Linked DNA regions of Homo sapiens: region 1 is linked to region 2. A link is a loop called in an ENCODE intact Hi-C map of the cell type or tissue named here. Cell type or tissue: psoas muscle. All regions are shown on one strand. Links, peaks and the distances in the headings refer to the core of each region. The heading gives the core; the rest is flanking DNA. Region 1 overlaps FOXO1 (forkhead box O1). Region 2 has its middle 120 kb from the start of LINC00548.

Region 1 (2,915 bases), core at 229-2,728, 250 kb after region 2:
TCAATCACCACCATAACCCCAGAATGTATTAGGACTATTATAATTATTATTACCACAGATAAAGACAAAGGCTATTGGAGTTTGTTGCCAGAGATGAGTTCCTGGTCACCCAGCCTTGGAGCCTGTTCTCTTATTTTCTAAGGCAGACATCTTCCCAATAAGAGGGTAGTGGGAACACAAAAACATCTTTATTATCAGAATCACCTATGTAATTCAACTACACACATTTCTGACAGAGCCCAAGGCCCTTTTTTATCAGTCCGAGCTGCATCCCTAACTGTGATCAGGACCTGTAAAGGACAGCCCACCACCTGGAGGCCCTTAGTCATGGCTTCAACAAGGTCCTGTGCCAAAATGGTAAATGGCAATGCTGAGTCAAGGTTGGAGCCTAAACCCTACATCTTCCCCCGGTGAAGGGTCCTGCCCTAGAAAGAACTTTCCCCTAAGTCTCTTCTGCCAATTCAGGGCAGAAAGTAATGGTCAGCCTTGGAACGCTGCTGACTCGCACCCTGGGAGCTTCTAAGGGGCCCTGTTCACCAGGGTGAAGGCGCCTCTCTCTCACTGCCCACACACCCTTCTCCAGCTCAAAGGGCCTTTTCAAAGGGATTAGAGGTGTGCTTCAAAATCTTCATTAAGTAATTTAATAATGTGTGTGTCCAGTACTTCAGTCCCCAAACAGAAAGGAATGTGCCCAGGAGCCGGCAGGCAGAGCCACATTCTTCCTGTTAACCTGTTATGGTGGCGGGCGGTGCTCGGGCCAAGTCCTCAGAGGCTTTCCCAGCCTCAGAGAATCGGGCTCTCGTTTTCAATTTCCAACTTGGACTTTTCTCAGTTTCAAATCATAGGCTAACAGAGGTTGAAGACTGACAGGGAATAAAATCCTCTACCAAGTCAAGACTGTGATAGGCAAAACGGAACAAGCGAATGAAAGAGGCCCCAGTTCAGAGGAGGGAAATGGAAATCTACTCATGGTTAAGTGAGCAGACAGAACACCGGCGAAACTGGCTCTTCAGGTGGAATATGGCACAGGGTAGCAACTTTGTCAAGTATGATGCATTAAATACAGTAACAAATGGGCAGGATGGTAGTTTTTAGTTCAGTTTTTGGGGCTTTTCTGTTGATGTTGTTACTGTTTCTTTAAAGAAGGGGCATTCACACAAATAAATTTCTTTCCCTAAAATTCTGATTGAATTCATGACCATTTCTGATATATTATTTGCAAGAGGGAACAAAAACAAACGAATGAACAAAAACAAACTAATGAAATCAACCAGTCTTTTCCACTAGCACAAAAAAAAAATCACACAACATCAAAACTTTAAAACACAAGTTGATACTTTCTTGAATAGATTCTTTCAGGAATATTTACATATATGTGGTTCACAAGGTCACTACCCACCCAAATTTGTGGGGTGGTTTTTATGAGCTAAGTTCTTGTTTTGCCCTTCCTAATGTCCCATCTCTGAACCTGAATACACCCCCAGCTCTGCTCTACTCCCAGTGTGGTTCTGAGGCCAGCAGCACTGGCATCACTAGGAGCTGGTTACAAATGCAGGACCTTGGGCTTCAGCCCAGACCTACTAAATCAGAACTGACAAGATCCCCAGGTGATTAATATATACACTGAAGTTTGCCATCTCGCAAAATGGTTTATTATTTCATTTTCACAGCTCAATTAAGAAAGTCTTCCTTAGTCATATGTCTTCCTACTAAGTACCATTTATGGATGCTTCTCTGGTAACTAGATGACTTGGGAAAATAAATCTTGTTTGTTGTATGAAACACTTTTAAGATAAAGTTCTTTTTGATATGTACAATGTTTTGGGGGAAGGGAGAATTGCTTATTCCATTAAGAGCTTTCTACAACACACCCTACTGCCATTATTTCTATTGATCAAAAATTTACACTATAAACAAGAAAAAAAAAAAACAAGTATATCCACATTAAACCAAAGATACCAACTGAACAAAACATGGCAATAAAAGTCAAGTGAAAAACACGCTGAAAAAAAAAAAAAGCTTCCAAGGTCTGTTTGCAGAGTTAGTCTTGTCAGGGAAGAATTTATCTACTATACAATTCAGAATGAGAGCGACTGCTTCTGTCTAAAAGAGATGGGATTTCCCCCACATGCCAGGCCTTGCCCTCAGCATTTTATATACTACACTATATAATTTAAGCCTCACCACAGCCTTACACGATTGGCACTGTTTTACTGAGGTCTAATTTACACACAGCCAAAGGCTCAAATGGGCTGTGTACAGCTGGACGAAGTTTTGTACGTGGACCCTGTGAAACCACCACTCACAGGTACTGTCACTTACTAGCACTTATGTTCGTTTTGTTTATTGAAATTTATACAAATGGAATCGTGTGGCATGTGTCTTTGTGAGCCTGGCTTTTTTCATTGAGTGGTTCTAGATAGGGTGGGTACGGAAAAGGGATGCCCTGCTAGGAGCACAGAAAAGTGTAAAATACCTCAAAGGGAGGGAGTGCCCCTCCTCCGGCCTCGGAGGGGTGGTAGAGGAATCTGTAGGAAAGGAAGCTGGAAAGATGGGCCTTTCAGATGGTGAGTGGTCTTGATGCCCAGCAAAAGGATTTAGATTTTATCCTCAAAGTAGCAGAGTGTCTGAAGATGCTTCAGGAGGTGAAATGTTATAATTAAAGTGATGTGTCATCTTGCCCACAGCAGAGTGAAGGAGGAAACTGGAGGCAGCAAGCCGATGAAAAGACCAGTGTAGTGACCCAAGTATGAAATGATGAAATGGTTCCAGCCAACCAGGGGAAGAGAAAGAGGAAAACTCCAAGAAGCTTCAACTCCATGCTCTACTGTGGAGGCAACAGAGTTGAACTGGAGTTTTTCCCACTGACCCAGCGCTGAAAACTATCCTCACCTAAAAAATTATGGTAAGTGCTA
Region 2 (2,915 bases), core at 168-2,667:
GATTCACACCTGATGCATTAGTGCTTTTTATCACCTAGCAATATTTGTCATCCAAAGGGCTGAGTACCTCAGTTACCATCTATCAGGTTATATTTGTTTGCTGCTTTCAGCCAGTTGTCTCACTGTAACCTGCACTTTACTCACACATAATGGCTCTAAGCGAGAAAGTAGAAACATTTATTAGAGTTCAAAAATTCTTAGTTGTTGAGCTCCATCCATTTCTCTTTACTAGTATTTGTCCCTTCTCAGCCCCTTCTTTCCCCCACAGATCCAATTTTTCAAATAATTTCAGTTTCTGGACACATAGCAGGTGTTCAATAAATATTTGATAATCTGATTTAAGTCACCGGACATAAAAGAATATTCCAGAGAGCAGAGATGCTAATCACAGAATTGTAGACCTAGCAGGAAACTCTGAAATCAAACAAGCATCTCATTTTGGGGATGAGGAAAGGGAGCTATAGAGAAGTGAAGGGATTGACCCAAATTCCCACCCAGCTGTTTATGGGCAGCAGCGGAACCCAAATCAAGACTCTGCTTTCAACCCACATGACATCATAATTATGAAAATGTTTTGCTTGTTCTCTCCAAGGTCTGAATGTTCCAAGGTTCCAACCAGAATACAGTGTTGTTTTGCTATCACCTTGACCATGGGAGTTTGTGATTAATGTAACACTTTCCTTTCAAAGATGGGAAATTTTTAAAAGCTGGCAGATAAAAAACTAGAATTCCTTTGTTTGCCCAAGACAGTTCATTCAAGATTTTACAAACCTGGCTATATGCCAGAATTATTACCTGGGCAGCTTTCAAAGTACAATTTCTCCACCAAATCAATCTTTGGACTTGGCAAGACTTGAGAATCTGTCTGTTCGTTGCTTGTTTTGGATTCATTTTTGTTTGTTTGTTCTCCCAGTGATTCTGATGCACATCAGGTCAGGAGACTGCAGATCTAATGAACGTCAGCTCCTTAATCAACCCACACATGGATGGTGGTGTGTATTTGAAGATATTTGAGCAGGATGGCACTACTGATAACCAGTTCTCCTGAAATCACAAGTAAAGCCACCAATCAAAATACATGTCAAAAATAGTAACCTATAATAATGATGTTGAATATAAATCCCACTGGCTGGACCATTTGTTCTGGTCTGGGTGCCTGGTCAGTGGGGAGAAGCCCCAAGCACTGCCCTTTCTGACGCATAAGCAGCTGGTGAAGCTCTGCTGCTGTGGCTGAAACCTCAGACAGAGGCAGCAATAGAAGGGGAAATCACGAGGCAAGTGTAATTTAAAGCCTTCATATTTATGTAGACAACTCTTGTCTACATATAGTCCCAGCACTTTATCTCTCTTTTGGCTCTCATTCCCTCTCACCACCTTCTTTCCAAGTAGTTCCATGAGTTCTGGGAATGTCCAGAACTGCACATGCCCAGGACTGGAAACAATTTACCGAGTCATCTGTCAAGCCATAGTTCATGCTTTTCGATTGGTTTAGGTTACTAAGCAACCTCCTTGTCACTCAGGATAATGACCTGACTCTGACTTCCAGGAAAGACAACACAACGTGGGATCCTGGGTGCAGGAACACCATCAGGTGGGACTCTTGCCAACCTGGGTATGAACTCTGTGCGGTTGTACTGGGTCAACCATTTGGCCTCTCTATGCAAAATAGGGGTGAGAGGAATAGCTCTCCAGCTGTTATGACTTGAGATAATGCATATGAAGTACCTAGCACAGAGCCAATGCTCCCTAAACGGTTGCTTTTATTTACAACAGCATGAGAGCAGAAGAGCGACGGCCACAGGGAGTGCAGTGGGGGGCATGTTACATCTAGGACAGCCCAGTCATCGTCACAGTTAACAGAGAGGAGACAATTCCAGAGCCCTCCAGACTACTGCTCTCCCAGATGCCTCTGGAAAACTACATAAATAGCTGGCCTATGTTTGTGTTGTCCCAGTTGGCACCGGGAAGTTTGAGTTCAATGCATCATTTCTGCAAAGCCTCCAGTATCCAGAAAACTTAAGGCTGGCCATGGTAACTGGCCCCAGCATGGGCCCGTGTCAGTCCCAGGCTCAGCATCAGTGGCTCTTTGAGGCCATGGCCTTCACAGTTGCTTTCAGCGCTTGTTAGTTTATAAGCTCTGTCCATGACCTGGGGCCAAGGCAGCTGATGCTCTCCCAGCTCCAGGATGCCATTTAACACAGGGTTTTCACTTCTCCTTGAAAGACACTTGTGGGGAGAATGGAGAGGAAACATTCAGCCAATTGTGTGAAATTGCTCTTAAATATCTCTGCCAGGAAAAGCCAACAAGTCAAAAAGAGAGGTCCTGAGTGCTTAGCACTCTGTGCTTTTGAATTTAAAGTGAGAAGGGACTGGATGATTTCGAAGATTTAAGAATAAACCAGAAACCAGGGCAGGGACTCCTCCAGGACTTACTGGCACCCTTTGTGAACAAGGGCCCATGCCTTCACCGCAATTAATGTCTCAGAGTCCTCTTCTAGAAAGAGGTGGGATGGAGGATTCTCTTTGTAAACCTAGTAAGATTTAGAGCAGGCTACCTAGCTCAGAGAAATAGCACTGACTGCCAAAAGGCAGGGAGCACCCTCCTGTGAGGACTGGTGCAGACAATCGCCTGTAGCCCCGCTGGGAGTAGGTAGGCAGAATTCAAGGAAATACAGTCCTCAGCAGAGGCAAGCAGGGAGGAGAGCATGCCCAAGCCCAGGAGGAAGAACTAGGTGAGGCCCTCCACGCGCTGCCTGATGGCTCTTGATCAAAAAGCTCTTTCTATAAGGGGTGCCTGGTCTCTCTTCCTAAAAATCTGTGCTCAGCACTACAAGGAGTCAGATTCAGGACGTGGATGCCCATAGGCATTTTTATGCTTAATCCATAAAGTAGTTGGGGGAGGGGTTTGGGAAGAA

The links. A loop is a pair of places that touch in the nucleus more often than their neighbours do. Peaks named below come from ENCODE experiments on the same cell type or tissue, not always from the same donor. Only the 100,000 strongest peaks of a DNase experiment are listed, where the experiment ranks them.
Region 1: it touches region 2 in a loop (2.0-fold over the local background); 3 of 110 quality-filtered maps call a loop at or near these places.

What each region holds. Positions count from the first base shown.
Region 1 is chr13:40,597,213-40,600,127 of GRCh38, forward strand. All of the region lies in intron 1 of FOXO1 (forkhead box O1), which reads right to left. Among named protein-coding and RNA genes, the nearest start is that of FOXO1, 68 kb to the right of the region's middle. In psoas muscle, for the core only: no CTCF peak of the experiment used is centred there; a DNase peak (open chromatin) is centred at 1,529; H3K4me3 peaks cover 1,374 bases; H3K27ac peaks cover 2,500 bases.
Region 2 is chr13:40,343,162-40,346,076 of GRCh38, forward strand. No RefSeq gene overlaps it. Among named protein-coding and RNA genes, the nearest start is that of LINC00548, 120 kb to the left of the region's middle. In psoas muscle, for the core only: no CTCF peak of the experiment used is centred there; DNase peaks (open chromatin) are centred at 1,200 and 1,590; H3K27ac peaks cover 2,500 bases.